Regions from separate parts of the Homo sapiens genome. Here region 2 is linked to region 1. A link is a contact called in ENCODE Hi-C or POLR2A ChIA-PET data. All regions are on one chromosome and are shown on one strand. Each heading gives the region's core, a stretch centred on a gene start or an enhancer-like site at or near the end of the contact. The rest is flanking DNA. Distances are from core to core; before and after follow the strand shown.

The links. A loop is a pair of places that touch in the nucleus more often than their neighbours do. ChIA-PET counts read pairs that join two places held with the same protein, here RNA polymerase II (POLR2A). Pooled maps may share reads with other maps.
Region 2: a map of CD8-positive, alpha-beta T cell shows a loop between it and region 1 (7-fold over the local background). The contact joins the promoter of ADAM15-EFNA4 here to the promoter of PMVK in region 1. A Hi-C loop is called at or near these places in 12 of 168 maps with a recorded cell type or tissue (B cell, CD4-positive, alpha-beta memory T cell, CD8-positive, alpha-beta T cell and 7 more), 26 of 37 single-sample maps with no recorded cell type and 24 of 50 pooled maps. POLR2A ChIA-PET finds 5 or more read pairs at or near these places in 20 of 52 experiments (A673, AG04450, B cell and 15 more).

Annotation. Positions count from the first base shown.
Region 1 is chr1:154,931,740-154,939,439 of GRCh38, reverse strand. It overlaps PMVK (phosphomevalonate kinase), which reads left to right and starts at 2,721. Exons shown (of 5, transcript NM_006556.4): 1 at 2,721-2,849; 2 at 7,025-7,088. The coding sequence starts at 2,755. RefSeq lists enhancers at 1,331-2,272, 2,252-2,451, 2,273-3,215 and a silencer at 3,172-3,271.
Region 2 is chr1:155,048,366-155,056,000 of GRCh38, reverse strand. It overlaps ADAM15-EFNA4 (ADAM15-EFNA4 readthrough), which reads right to left and starts at 4,685. Exons shown (of 26, transcript NR_176418.1): 1 at 4,536-4,685; 2 at 3,224-3,330; 3 at 2,508-2,584; 4 at 2,013-2,091; 5 at 1,775-1,851; 6 at 1,495-1,687; 7 at 149-211; 8 at 1-69. DCST1 (DC-STAMP domain containing 1) reads right to left here. Exons shown (of 17, transcript NM_152494.4): 17 at 5,071-5,384. The coding sequence ends at 5,133. It overlaps ADAM15 (ADAM metallopeptidase domain 15), which reads right to left and starts at 4,685. Exons shown (of 23, transcript NM_207197.3): 1 at 4,536-4,685; 2 at 3,224-3,330; 3 at 2,508-2,584; 4 at 2,013-2,091; 5 at 1,775-1,851; 6 at 1,495-1,687; 7 at 149-211; 8 at 1-69. The coding sequence starts at 4,614. It overlaps DCST1-AS1 (DCST1 antisense RNA 1), which reads left to right. Exons shown (of 4, transcript NR_040773.1): 2 at 6,640-6,732. RefSeq lists a silencer at 4,521-4,980 and an enhancer at 5,451-5,510.

The DNA of each region.
Region 1 (7,700 bases), core at 1,472-3,971:
TGCTGGGATTACAGGCATGAGCCACTGCACCGGGCCACATTTAACTTTTTTCCCCTGGGTTGTGGAAGGCAGGCAGAGCATGTTATATAATGTAACCAGTTCCACCAGCTAGTGGACTTGGGAGGGAAGTGCTACTTTGGGGAGTATTTGAGCAAGTGACCTTGGAGGGTTGGGTGGATGAGCATGTGAGTTTGCAGGTTGAGCAGCTTCTGGTGATGACAAAGCCCAGGGTGTGTCCATAGGAGCTGGCCTCTGAGGAGGAGAGGGGGGAAAAGGCTTTGAACAGCCAGGGCCAAGGGATTGAGCAGCGGGGTGTTGGATGGGCTGGCCATGACCGTGATGTCACCGAGGATGATGACAGCAACTCTGTAGAAAAGGAGACTGGGAGCCAGTGGCTGAGTCTCAGAAAATGAGAATGAGGCTGGGTGCAGTGGCTTACACTGGTAATCCCGGCACTTTTGGAGGCTGAGGCCAGAGAGGACTGCTTGAGCCCAGGAATTCCAGACTAGCCTGGCCAACATAGCAAGACCCCGTCTGCATAAAGAAACAAAAGAAAATGAAAATGAACCACCAGGATTGCTGGGCTGCCAGTACTGAGGAAAGCAGGAGGGTAGCGCAGGCAGGTGGCATGAGCCTTAGAGGAACCATAGTTTTCCAAGAGGCAGGATGAGTAATGGTGTGGAAATTAAAATGGGGAGGAAGGGAGGCCATAGACTCAAAGCGGATGCTGAGGGATGAGGGCTGGGAGACTAAAGCCTCCACTTGAGACACCAGTAAGGGACAGTGGAGTTCAGTTGAGGCATACTAGGAAGCCTAGTATGGGGGAAGTTTTTTTTTATTTTTTGAGACGGAGTCTTTTTCTGTTGTCCAGGCTGGAGCGCAGTGGTACAATCTTGGCTCACTGCAACCTCTGCCTCCCAGGTTCAAGTGTTCTCATGCCTCAGCCTCCTGAGTAGCTGGATTGCAGGTGCCCGCCACCACGTCCAGCTATCCAGCTAATTTTTGTATTTTTAGTAGAGATGGGGTTTCACCATGCTGGCCAGGCTGGTCTCGAACTCCTGCCCTCAGGTGATCCGCCTTGGCCTCCCAAAGTGCGGAGATTACAGGCGTGAGCCTGGGGGAAGTTTTCTGATCGCTCACTAGGTATTCAGGGAGCTGGATCTCAGAGTCAGAGAGGGAGGTAAGGGGCGTGCATTGGGTCAGGTGAGGAAAGAGACTCCGGGAGTAAGTTCTGACTCCTTCCATGTGACTCAGGTAAAACAGGAGATGTGGACTTTCCGTGGAGGCCCAAATACATGTTTATTGAAGATGAGCTGGAAAATCTGATTCTGTGTTGAATGACGAAGTGCTAAGAATAAATAACAACCCCTTACATCTGGATGATACTTGAGAACTTACAAAGTATTTTATTGTACCTTGTCATATATTTTCTTCATTCCTTTCTTATTATAACCCTGGGAAGTGGGCCTTATCAGTGGTAAACTCAGAGTGACTTGCTAAGTGTCCAAGCTGGGACTGAAAATCCACTCTGTGCTGCCTTCTAGGGCGTTGATGAGTGCAGTGTTTTCTGGGTTGCTGAAAAAAAACAAAAAAAACCCCAAAAAACAAAAAACCACCTCCTTAAGTCTGTTCTTTTTGCATCTGACCACTCTCCTGTGCCTCTTTTCAACATTCAGGAAATTAATGGTTTCTCCCTAAGTCTCCACACTACACTTTTTCTCTAGTGGAGGCAGTAATGAGTTGCAGGCTCTGTTCTGACATGCTCAGAAAAATGCAGGACGGCAAGTCATAGCCAAAAACAACTCGACGTACTCAGCTGGGGCAACCCGTCACCTACTGCGGGAAGAGGCAGAACCGGGGATGCAGGGAAAGGACAGATTATTCTTATCCTGCCTCTCAAACTTCTGGCTGGGAGCCAGACTTCGGATGAAACCAGGCAATCTCATCTAGGGATTCAACGCTCCCTTACTATTGATGTCACCCACGCCGTTTGCTTCCGAAAACCTTTGGGCCGGAGGCTGCGGCTAGAAAAGCAATCAAAGGTTTCTCGCCGGGCTTAAAGGGCCACATCTTAGTGACGTCTCGGGTTATAAAATCTGCTTGACAATGAAATATCGTGTGCGCGATTCTGCTCCTCCCCCGACATGACGTGGCCAGACACGCCGCTCGCGTCAGGGCTGCCTTACGCCCCCAGGAAGACCCATTCCCACTCTGGGGCGCGCGCAGATTTGCTGTGGCACATGTACTATAACGCACAGGCAAAAGGGCAGTTTCCAAAACGTCTCCAACGTGATCTCACTCCAGAGATTTTTTTTCCTAAAGTTTTAGGGCTGCGCGGAAGGGAACATGGGGTTCACCTCAGGAAATTTCAGACGTCACCCCCCTCGGAGGAAGGTAGTCGCGTCCGGTTCCTCCCCGGGTGTCAGTTAAGCAGGCCAGGCTGTGAGCGAAGGTTCTGGGCGGGGCTGGACTGTTCTAAGTGAGTTCGGGTGGGGGAGCTTCACGAGGGGAGGCTGCTCTGTGAAGGAACCGCCTTTCTCTCCGCGTGTCTCACCCTTTTCTCCCCATATCTGTTTGGACATGAGCTGAGGGCACGGTCGCGGGCGGTCAGCCCTGTTCGCAGCTACGGCGAGGAGGGGCGCGATTGTTCCTTGTTGCCGCTCCGCTTAGTGGCCGCGTCCATTCCGCGCGGTGTCCCGATTTTAGGGGTAGGGAGAAGTGTCAGCTTCAGGCATCGCGAGGCGTGGCGGCCCCATGGCCCCGCTGGGAGGCGCCCCGCGGCTGGTACTGCTGTTCAGCGGCAAGAGGAAATCCGGGAAGGACTTCGTGACCGAGGCGCTGCAGAGCAGGTGTCCGTGAGGCGGGAAAGGTGGAAGGGGGAGCTCTCCGCATCACGTGACACGAGGAGTGCTTTTGGGTGTCACGGAGTGAGCTTTGGAGTACGGGTCGTCCGTTTGCAAGGCAGGAGGAGCACTGGGCTGGGGAAGGTGGAATGCCACCATTACATAAAACAGTAGTCTACACAGGCGAGCCTCAAAGAAGCAGGTGACCACCTCTCCAAAGACCTTCAGCTGCAGGTCTCTCTGAGAAGCATTAATAATGGTTCCTACGAAGGCACTTTCTATATACCAGGCGTTGGATACCAGCCTGGGCAACATGGCGAGACCCCGCCTCTACGAAAAATCCAAAAAGTAGCTGGGCGTGGTGACGCGTGCCTGTGGTCCCAGCTATTCAGGAGCCTGAGGTAGAAGAATCGCTTGAGCCCGGGAGGCGGAGGTTGCAGTGAGGCGAGATTGGCCACTGCACTCCAGCCTGGGCGACAGAGCGAGACCCTGTCTTAAAAAAACAAAACAAAAAACCCTCTTCACCTCTTTGTTAGGTACTGTGTGCCATTATTAGCATCTCCATTTCACAGGTGAAGAAACTGAGGCTCTTAAAAAGTTAAACAGGCCGGGTGTGGTGGTCATGTCTGTCACCCCAGCACTTTGGGAGACAGAGGTGCGAGGATGGCTTGAGAGCCCAGTAGTGGAGACCAGCCTGGGCAACACAGTAAGACCCTAGTCTCTACAAAAAAATGGAAAAGTTAGCCTAGTGCGATGGCGAGCACCTCTAGTCCAAGCTACTCAGGAGGCTGAGGTGGGAGGATCGCTTGAACCTGGGGGCTACAGTGAATTGTAATCATGCTACTGTCCTCCAGTCCTTGCAGCAGAGCCTGAGACCCTGTCTCGAAGTAAAATAAAATAAAATAACATACGAAGTTAACAACAAAAAACCCTTGCTGGTCACAAAGTAAGTGGCAAATCCAGGATTCAAATTCAGCTTTGTGGTTCATGATGGGCATCTCAGCAATTAATATATAATTGAAACAAAAAGAAAAAAAACCCAAACAAATTCAACTTTATCTTGCGCCAAGGACTGGTTTCTTTCTGTTTTATCTGGCTGCCTCCCCAAATAATAATACCTTTTGCACAGTGTTTTCTGTCAAAGCAAGATCTTCTGTGCAGGAGCATTTTGCTGAGACCTGGGCTAGGAGAGCAGAGGTTGGGGAGAAAGTGGGGCTCCTCTCCTCTTGAAGGCCAGTGTGGTGGGGGTACCAGGAAGCTGCTTTTGGGTACCACGGGGGTTCTATGAAGGTGTGGGAGAGCCCAGAGCAGAGGTCACCACCTGAATTTTTCATCACTAAGTATCTCACCACCTTTTCCTAAGTTGCATTTCTCCTCACCTCCAAACCCTGACGTCAAATAGTGGTCCGAAGCACAGGCTCTGGAATTAGACTGCTGGGATGCAAACCCTGGCTCACTGTTGATTAGTGTGTGATCTTGTACACATCTGTCATTCACTCTGTGCCTCATGTTTTTTTTTTTTTTTTTTTTTTTTTTTTGAGACGGAGTCTTGCTCTGTCACCCAGGCTGGAGCGCACCCAGGTTGCGGCTCACCGCAACCTCTGTCTCCTGGGTTCAAGCGATTTTCCTGTCTCAGCCTCCCGAGTAGCTGGGATTACAGGTGTGTGCCACCATGCCCAGCTAACTTTTGTATTTTTAGTAGAGACAGGTTTCACCATGTTGGCCAGGCTGGTCTGGAACTCCTGACCTCAGGTGATCTGCCTGCCTCGGCCTCCCAGAGTGCTGGGATTACAGACGTGAACCACCACCGCACCTGGCCTGCGTCTCAGTTTTGTCATCTGTAAAATGGGGATGATAATAGGGTGGTTGTGGGGATTAAATGAGATAATGTGTGTGAAGGGCTTAGAATAATTATTGGCACCTAGCAGAGGTGCAGGAACTAAATGTTGGCTATATTTATTTTACCAATCTTGGCTTCACTACTTGCAGTGTTGCTTTGGGGGAGTCAATCCTCCTTTCACAACCTCAGCTTCCTCATCTGAAACATGAAAATAAGAACACTTACAGCCAGGGCAACATAGTGAGACCCCCTCTCTACAAAAGATAAAAAAAATTAGCTGGGTATGGTGGTGCATGCCAGTAATCCCAGATACTCAGGAGGCTGAGGTGCGAGGATTGCCTGAGCCCAGGAGTTCAAGATTGTAGTGAGCTGTGATCATACCACTGCACTCTAGCCTGGGTGACAGCAAGACCCTGACTCTTAAAAAACCAAACCAAAACAAAACAAAGAACACTTATCGTTGGGCGCAGTGGCTCACGCCTGTAATCCTAGCACTTTGAGAGGCCGAGAAGGGTGGATCACTTGAGCTCAGGAGTTCGAGACCAGCCTGACCAACATGGTAAAACCCTTCTCTACTAAAAATACAAAAATTAGTGGGACGTGGTGGCGCCGGCCTGTAGTCCCAGTTACTTGGGAGGCTGAGGCAGGAGAATAGCTTAAACCCAGGAGGTGCAGGTTGCAGTGACCTGAGATTGCACCACTGCATTCCAGCCTGGGCTACAGAGTGAGACTCAGTCTCAAAAACAGCACTTATCTTCCTGTGCGTTAAGTGTATTGTGAGCATCTCAAGGCTAGGACAGGAAGCATGTATCATTCACATTTGTATCACCTAGATCCAAATATGGTACCCAATAAATGGTTGGTTAAGCCAGGAGGCAGAGGTTGTGGTGAGACGAGATGGTGCCACTGTACTCCAGCCTGGACGACAGAGTGAGACTCTGTCTCAAAAAAGAGAAAAAAAGAAGGGCCGTGTGCGGTGGCTCACGTCTGTAATCCCAGCACTTTGCGAGGCTGAGGCGGGCGGATCACGAGATCAGGAGTTTGAGACCAGCCTGGCCAACATGGCAAAACCCCGTCTGTACTAAAAATACAAAAATTAGCCGGGTGTAGTGGCGGGCGCCTGTAATCCCAGCTACTTGGGAGGCCGAGGCAGGAGAATCGCTCAAACCTGGGAGGCGGAGATTGCAGTGAGCCGAGATCGCGCCATTGCACTCCAGCCTGGGTGGTGGAGCAAGACTCCGTCTCAAAAAAAAAAAAAAAAAAAAAGGTTGGTTAAGTAAATTAAATAACGAATGAGTTATTTTTATTTTTATTTTCATTTTTGAGATGGATTTTCACTCTTGTTGCCCAGGCTGGAGTGCAATGGGGCGATCTCGGCTCACTGCAACTTCCACCTCCTGGGTTCAGGTGATTCTCCTGCCTCAGCCTCCCGAGTAGCTGGGATTACAGGCATGCGCCATCATGTCCGGCTAATTTTATGCTTTTAGTAGAGACAGGGTTTCACCGTGTTGGTCAGGCTGGTCTCAAACTCCTGACCTCAGGTGATCTGCTGCCTCAGCCTTCCAAAGTACTGGGATTACAGGCGTGAGCCACCACACCTGGCTTTTGTTTCAGTTTTTTAAATTTGCTTTTCTTATTTCATTTTTATGAGACAGGGTCTCACTCTGTCTCCCAGGCTGGCATACAGTGGTACAATCATGGCTCACTGTAGCCTGGAACTCCTGGGCTCAGGAATGCTCCCACCTCAGCCTCTGGAGTAGCTGGGAGTACAGGCACATGCTGCCATGCTCAGCTAATTTTTAAATTTTTTGGTGGAGATGGTATCTCTGGGTCTTATTGTGTTGCCCAGGCTGGTCTTGAACTCCTGGCCTCAAGCACTCCTCCTGCCTTGGCCTCCCAAAGTATTGGGATTACAGGTGTGAGCCACCATGCCCAACCAGTGAATTAATAAATGATATATGTTATGGTGACCAAGTCAGTGGAGACAGATACCTCTGGCTATGAGAGAATTAGTTTAGGGTCTGGGCAATAACCTAATCCAGCTAGAATATTGTGCGCCTGTTCACACTGTAATTAGCACTTTATAGGTTTTACCTGTTAGTTTCAGGGCTCTTTTATATTCTTTAGAGTTTCATAATAATCCTGTGTGGGAGACAGAACAGAAAGTGTTATCCCCATTTTCTGATGAGGAAACAGGATCAGGGACATTGAGACCTACCAAAGTTACATAATACCAGTAGTAGAAATGGGACTTCAACACAGGCCTCTTGACTCCCTTTCTGGGACATGGAAGCTCCTGGAAATTCTAGGCTAACTGGATTCTGATCTCCCTGTCCTGCAGACTTGGAGCTGATGTCTGTGCTGTCCTCCGGCTCTCTGGTCCACTCAAGGAACAGTATGCTCAGGTAGGTGGTGCTTTGTGGCATCCGGTGTGTTGGGCGGGGCCGGCTCCAGGACTTTGGAGCTGTGGCTGCTGCCTGAGTCACTGGCATGATTCCCGTCACCACTGCTGGCAGGGTGGTGGCCAGCTCTTGGTTTTCTGTGAGTGGACCTTTCGGGGGCATTTTCAGCTTATATTTCTTTCCTAATAGCCTCCCTCCCTTCAGAGTGAGTTCAGGAAGGTGTGCCCAGGAAAGGCTGTCGACACTCGAGTTGGCAGCTCTGATGCTGTGTGATTAGTAAGGACCTGCCTGTGCCTCCTCACACCACCCTCTCACTCAGCTGGCCTGACACAGCCCCTAGAACTTTGCTCCTAGAAATTTAGTACAGGCCGAGCACGGTGGCACATGCCTGTAATCCCAGCACTTTGGGAGGCCGAGGCAGGTAGATTGCTTGAGTCCAGGAGTTAGAGACCAGCCTGGCCAACATGGTGAAACCCCATCTCCGTTTCTTTAAAAAAAATTTTTTTTAAAGTAAACAACAACACACAAAAAAGAAATTTAGTCCCAGAAGTTGTCAAAATATATCATTAAGTGAAAAAAAAAAAAAGCCAATACCAAGATATAGAACAGTGTGTA
Region 2 (7,635 bases), core at 3,436-5,935, 110 kb before region 1:
TGTGTCCAGCAAGAGGGCCACTTCCAGTGTGCGGTTTAGCAGGTGCTGGAAGTCCCGGTATTTCTGGGCCTGTAGGCCAAGAGAGGTGACATGAAAGGCGGCAGGGCAGTGCAGGGGGAGGAGGATGTGCAGGGGCCAGCAGGCTCACCTCCGAGTGATCAGCCACAATCACCAACTCCACAGTCTTGGTCTCTGTTACCACATCCCGCCTCTACTATGGACAAGAAGAATTATCAGGCAAACCTGCCGCTCGCAGCCAGCAGCTGTGCCGGGCTGACCAAGAGGCAGCCACTCCTACTCTGTGGGTCAAATAGGAGGGTGAAGAGCCCATTTTACAGATGAGCCACTGAAGGCCAGAGGGCCCAGGAACTTGCCAAGGAGGACCAGGAAGTAGATAATGAAGGTTGGAGTAGACCCCTGCTTTTCTGGCTCCAAACTCAGTGGTTTTTTTCAAATTTTTAAAAAACAGTAATTTAGCTGGGTGCGGTGGCTCACGCCTGTAATCTCAGCACTTTGGGAGGACAAGGCGGGTGGATCATGAGGTCAGGAGATCGAGACCATCCTGGATAACACGGTGAAACCCTGTCTGTACTAAAAAATACAAAACATTAGCCGGGTGTAGTGGCGGGCGCCTGTAGTCCCAGCTACTCGGGAGGCTGAGGCAAGAGAATGGCGTGAACCTGGGAGGCGGAGCTTGCAGTGAGCCGAGATCATGCCACTGCACTCCAGCCTGGGAGACAGAGCGAGACTCTGTCTCAAATAATAATAATAATAATAATAATTTTTAAAAATCCCAATAACAACTCTTGTCACTTACCATAGGTCTGGCATAGTTTTAAGCACTTTACATCTATATGGACTTATTTAATCTTCCCAGCAACTCTATGCAGCAAGTAGTTTTATTATCTTCATTTTACAAATTAGGAAATTGGGTTTATATTGCTTCATCATTGGTAACTATGTATTATCTATAACCAAGTGAGAGCTCTCTGCAAATGGGATCATAAGACAGATGAAGAGCCAAATACAACTAATAAATGGATAGGCCATTTATTAGTTGTAGGGCCTCGGGCAAACCACCTAATCTGTCTCAGCTAGATTTTATTTTATTTTATTTTTATTTTATTTTTTGAGACGAGGTCTCACTCTTTCACCCAGGCTGGTGTGTAGTGGCTCGATCTCGGCCCACTGAAACCTCTGCCTCCTGGGCTCAAGCGATTCTTCCACTTCGGCCTCCTGAGTGGCTGGAACTACGGGTGCACGCCACCATGCCCAGATACTTTTTGTAAGGTTTCGTCATTTTAAAATAGAGCTATTGATAGCACCTACCTCCTAGGTATGGGAGGAGTACACGAGCTAATGTTCACAAAGTGCCCAGCATGTGGAAAGTGCTCCATTCGCAGGAGCTGTTGTTACTGTGCACACATAGCTCTAAGTGTCTGGGGATCAGCCCTCAAGACAACCAAAGCCCACCCCCCTGCCATTCATCCTCACCCGGCGAATGTGGCGCTGTCCCAGGGGGTGCTCTGGTGGCTTCTGAGTGTGTACAGATTCCCGCCAGCTCAGGGCACAGGTGTGGCCTGGCAGGTGGAGATCTTGGATTCGCGAAATAATGGGAGGACCCTGAAGGTCCCCAGGCCCCTGCTCCAGGGTATAGCTTCTCTCTGGGGTCAGGACCACCAAGCCTCTAAGAAAAAAGAAAGTCAGAGAACATTTCAGCTCCATGCCTGGGTCTCCTTACTTTCTCTACTGTCATTAAATCCGCCCAGTATACCTGAGCCCAGAGCAGGTGCAGATGGACACCCAGGAGCCTGCATATCCCCGCACTCTTCCCTGGTAGCAGCAGTTCTCCTGCAGCATGGGAACAACATTAGTGCTGTCTCAGAGAGCACACCAGGACTGGAACTGAGGAGCCTAGCTTGACGGTAAAAATATGCAGTGTCCTCTCACCTTCCAGCCACCCCCTCCCTCTTTCCCCTAAGCCAAAAATGGCACAAGAGGGCCTGACTCACCAAAGTGTGTCCCTCACTGACCACCCGAGTGCCATCGGGCTGGTACCACACCAGGGTTGGGCGGCCTGGGACCAACTCCCTGTGGAGTGAAGAAAAAGAAGGCAGTGCTAAAGCCACTTCCCAGGTCGTGCATTGACAAGCAGAGGCTTGAAGGTGGTTGTGGGGCTGGGGACCAGGCAACCCCCGCAGCCAACTTTTCCACTCCTGACCCCGGGGCAGCAAAGTATACTGGTTGGGCCACTGACTCTGTTAGTTTATTTGAATTCCAATCTGGTTTTCACCACATACTAGCTGTGTGACCTGGGGCAAGTTATTTAATCTCTCTGTGCCTTGACTTCCTCATGTATAAAGTGAGGACAATAATACATGATAGTATATCCCTTATAGGGCTGTTATGAGGATTAAATGAGCACAAGCACTTAGTACCTGGCACATAATAAATGCTATACAAGTTGTTGGCCATGTGGTCACTGTTATTGCCACCATCACTATTACCTATTCTGTAGCAGCTCCAGGATATGACTGTCACCGTCCAGCTCCAACTTGATCCTCAGGGGCTCAGGCAGACTGGTCTGTGGGCACCAGAGGGCAGGTCACCTCCCTAGACCTGTCCACAACTCCCAGCCTCTCTAACCAGAAAACCTCAGGCCCACAGAAGAGCACCAGCAATTAGATCACTGGTGGGGGGATCCCAGGGGAGGGGCCAGGAAACCCTGCCTGGCCTGGAGCATTGTTCTGGGGGGTTGTGTGCGGAGGTCAAGGAAGGTATCTGAGCCACCCCTTCTCGGCTTCCTGCCCAGAGAGGAAGCACCGTGTAGGACCCAGCACAAGCCCCAGCCCTTCCTCTGACTCAGCTTTAGAATGGGGTGGGGGGGGGGGGGTTTGGTAAGGTCCTGACTCTTTCCAAATCCCCCCACTGAGAAAACCGACAACATGAGATGAAGAAAGCAAGTTTGGCTTCACAATTTCCCCAGTGGAGATGGATGGGTTGGGTGGGGCTGAGGCAGACAGATACACGTGTGTGCAGAGGGAGAGGGAGATAAGTGAAGCCAGGTGCTGGGGTGTGGTGGGAGAGGCAGCTGGGCCTGGGATAGACCCACTACAGTGAGCTCTACCCACCAGCTCCTCAGCCAAGCTTTGGCTTTGAGACACCTGGCTATACCGGGGCGTGTGTGGATTCGTTTATTTATTAGAGGGGAGTGAGAGCTCACCTGAAGCACCTTTTTGAGGCTAATTGGGAGATCGTCCTGAAGGACCTGGGGCTCCAAGGGCTCCCTCGGGGCCTTCTCTGACTCTGCCTGCTGCTCCTCAGTGCCACCTGCAGGTCCCAGGACACCCCAAGACAGTACTGAGGGAATCGACAGCAGGGCTGGGGGTGACAGGTGCCCTCAGATCCACCAGCTCCCAGCCCATCAAGACCCTTAGGTACCTGAGGGGCTTCCACATTGCATGCTGAGACTTAAAGAAGAATACTGGAAGGAGAGGGTGTCTCTCTAATTTATGGCTTTCCACCCACCAACCCATTCACAAGTCCCCAAGAAAGACTTTCGGCTTGCGCAGCCTGTGGCCCTCCTTGTCCCCTTCCGGCCAATCCCAGGTTCTCACAGGACCCTCCCCGGTTCCCACTCCCTCCCAATCACTCTCCCCCCACTTCAGGAACGCCCCCTCTCGAGACTGAGCTAAGCCTTGTGGCCGGGTGCCCGCTCACCCTCCCCTTCGCTCACATCGGAGATGCCAGGAACGCCCATTTCTGGGTGAGCAGTGCAAACACCCCCACCTCCCTAAACACCCTCATGCCCAGTCAGGCACACCCGCTGCCTACAGCCTCTGCTTCCTCCTCGAGCACCCCCCACCCCCCCAACACACAATGGCCCTCTCTCCTCCGGACACTCCACCCGCGCCTGCCCTCTCGGTCCCGGCCCAAGACAGCAGCGGGAAGTGAAAGTTCCAAGGAGGAGTTGGTGTCCCAGCCTCTTTCCTGGCCAATTCTCCCTTCTCCTGGCTCATCTCGGGCCCCTCCCGCTCGGCCAGGCACTGGTGGCAACAGCACCAGGGTGAGGAGTGCCTGGCGGCCCCAGGCCTGGAATAGAGGCTAGAGAGAATCCTCTTCACTAAACCCTACAAGCCATGCCCGCTCAGCGCCCTGGCACCGGGTCGAACGGTTAGCTAGGCCCCAGAGCAGCGAAGATGCCAGTCCTGGGGAGCAGCGACCCTCTCATCACGATCTTGAAGTGGCGCTGGACAGGCCCCTCGGTACCTGGTACCTGAGCCTGAAAGTGTCCGCAGGGACCGCGCAGAGGATGACCAGGCAGGAGGCAGGGGGCGCCGGCATCCCCCCTCCTTCTCTTTTCACCCCATCGCCAAGTCACCGGGCCCTAGGCCCAGGACAGCGGACCAGGGCGGGCCGCGCTCTGGCTGGGCTCTCCCAGGGTCTCCGTCCGGCCCCATTACCCTAATGCCTTCCGACTTTCCTGCACCTCCCTCCCAGTCCGCCCCCCGACCCACTCCAGGCGGAGGACTCACCTATATTTGGGAGCGGCCAGGAAGGCAGAGGGCTGCCCGCGCCCAGGAGCCCCAGGGCCCAGAGCAGCGCCAGCCGCATGGCAGCGGCGCTCCGGGCCGGGCGAGGGCAGCAAGTGCGGAACAGCGCGCGGAGGAGCGGCCGGCGGCCAGGTCGCCTCGGAGAACCCAGCAGCGCCGCGCGGCCACCAGGCCCCGCCCCGGCCCGCCCCCTCCCACCCGGCCCCAAGCCAAGCTCCGCCCCCGGCAAAGCCCGCCCCGCTGCGCGCCGGGTGCCTCGGGAGCGGGGACACCGCCCACTACGCCCGCGCTGCTCAGCGCTACCGCTTCCCCGCAACTGTGCGGAGTGGGAGCCGGTGCCCGGTCCGACCGGCTTGGGCGGCGCGCCTTCACCCGGCGCCAGGTCCGGACCCCTCCCTAGTAGCTTCGCGGCCTCCCTGCCTCCTGTGCGCGGCCTGGCTCGGAGAGGTCGGGCGGGCAGGCTTTCCCGACTGCAGGCGAGGCAGTGCGCGGCTCACCCCAGTCCCCGACCCACGTGAAGCGTACAGGGCATTTTATTAACCGGGAAGGACGGTGCGGAAGAGCGAGCAGGACGCCTCTTCACCCCGCGTAGGCAGTGTCGTCGTTGCTGTCACTAAAGGCGGAGGAAGAGAGCTCTTCGCGGGGCGTGCAGACCGGGCACCGCTGCCGCATGTCGTCCCAGCACGACCAGCAGTACACGGCCTCGCAGTCCAGCGTCCGGCACACGTAGGACTCGGGCGTCTCGGGTGCCTGGCACACCACGCAGCGCCGGCACAGCCAGCGGCGCAGGAGCGGGCAGCCGCGGTGCAGGATATCCGCCAGCGGGTGGCGCTGTTGGGAGGTGGGCGTTAGCGCCAGCCCGGGAGCGAGGCGGGAAAGAAGGGGAACTGGACAGCGTTTCCTGTCTGAAGTCGCCAGGCCTGACAATTCCCGCGTGTTGGAGGAGGCTGGGTTGGACAAAGGAAACCCCTGGAGGGCGAGGGTGCCTCCCTCCCCAACTCTGTGATGGAGAATGGGAGGATGCACCCTCCAGGCTCTCTCCAAGCGGATATCAGCCACAACTCTCATTTGCACTTTCCTGTAAATCATCTTATTTGGTTCTCACAGTGAGGCTGAGAAGTGAGCAGGCCAGATCGACTATCACTGTTGCTATCCCCACTTTACAGTTGAGAAAGGTGAAGTGACTCTCAAAGTCACACAGATAGTAAACAATCCAACTTGGCTGGACCCCAGGGGCCCTGATTCCAAACCACAAACCTAGTTCACTATGCTCCCTGCCATCCCTCACGACATGTCTCTACACAGTTGTCAGGGATTTTCCACAGGCCACCTTACCCAGGAAGCAGCCACTCTTTGCCCAAGAAACTCCAGAGGCCCTGCTGCCTGCCAGACAGGCAGAACTCTTGGGCTTGGCCTTCAGAGCCTTCCCTCACCTGGTCCCTTTCTAGCCTCTTTCCTACTTTAGCCCTCCCTGAGAGCTGTCTCTTCTGAGCCAGTTTCTCCTGAGACTAGCCCTGGCACTTCGCATTCCCTGTGGACTGAGTCTTTGCACATTCTGCTTGGAATGACTGTCTGGCACATTTCCATCTGTGCATTCACATTCAGTTTGCTTCACGACCCTGTCAAGGAATCCCAGCATGTTCTTTTTTGTTTTTTGTTTTTCATTTTTTCACAACACATTCATTTGGCCCCTATTGTGTGTCATGGGGGCTGGGGGTATCCAGGCCCTAGGGAAAAAGCTAAGCAAACACAGTCTCACTTTTATGAACTTTGTTAGGACTGATTAAATAAGAATGGCTGCCACTCATTGTTTATAATGTCAGGTCCTGTACTAAGATACTGTACATAAATTATTTCAATTCTAAATTAGCCGGGCGTGGTAGTGTGTGCCTGTAATCCCAGCTACTCGGGAAGCTGAGGCACGAGAATCGCTTGAACTGGGGAGGTGGAGGTTGCAGTGAGCCAAGATCACGCCACTGCACTCCAGCCTGGGCGACAGAGTGAGACTTAGTCTCAAAAAAAAAAAAAAATTCAATTCAATTGTCATGTAAGGCAGATAGTGTTATTATCATCTCCTTTTTTTCAGGTGAGAAAACTGATGCTTGGAGATGTGATCACTGCCCAGGGTCACCCAATGATAACATGCATGCATATGGAACTTGCTGCATGCCAGCACCATGTAAGTACAACTCATTTAATCCTTAAAACAACCAGATGGAGTAGTTAACCCCATTTTATGGAAGGCAAAAGCCCAGGCACAGCAGTTAAGTCATGTGCTCAAGGTCACACCGTTGTCATAGTAATGAGGGAAGGAGCCGGGATACACACTTAGGCCCTCTGGCACCGGAGTCCCACACCTGACCACCACTCTAGGCTGATCTCCAGTGAGCAGGCCTTACAGATCTCTCCAGTCTTGCCATTCTTCAGAGGGAGAAACTGAGGCTCAGTGAAGACCTTGGCCAAGGTGACACAACTTAATGAGGGAGTATGGACTGGAGTCTGCTTCCTCAGATTCCATGTGCCTTACCATGTGCCCCTGCATGAGGCCTTCCTGACTCCCAGCCCACCTGCCTCCTCCTGTCCCTTGAACTGCACTGAGCTTCTGGTCTGCAGCCCTCTGGTAGAAACTTTGGTTTTGCCTTGGGCCTCCTGTTTCTGTGCGGCCCTCTTGCTTTTCTATGAGCAGACTGTATTAAATCTCATTCTCCTTTTCTGCCTGCTTCCTAATGGTCCACTGAGTGTCTTAGGCTGGGCTGAATCCTGGGATTCAGAAACGGGCACAGCCCTGACCTTAGGAGCTGGATGGCTGGGGCCCTCAGCATGTGTTGCATCAGATTACACCGGGCTTGGCTGGGCTTGGTGGCTCACGCCTGTAATCCTAGGACTTTGGAAGGCTGAGGTGGGCAGATCACCTGAGGTCAGGAGTTTGAGACCAGCCTGGCCAACATGGTGAAACCCTGTCTCTACTAAAAATACAAAAAAATAGCTGGGCGTGATGGCGTGTGCCTGTAATCCTGGCTACTTGTGGAGTGGGGGGCTGAGATAGGATAATCGCTTGAACCTGGGAGGCAGAGGTTGCAGT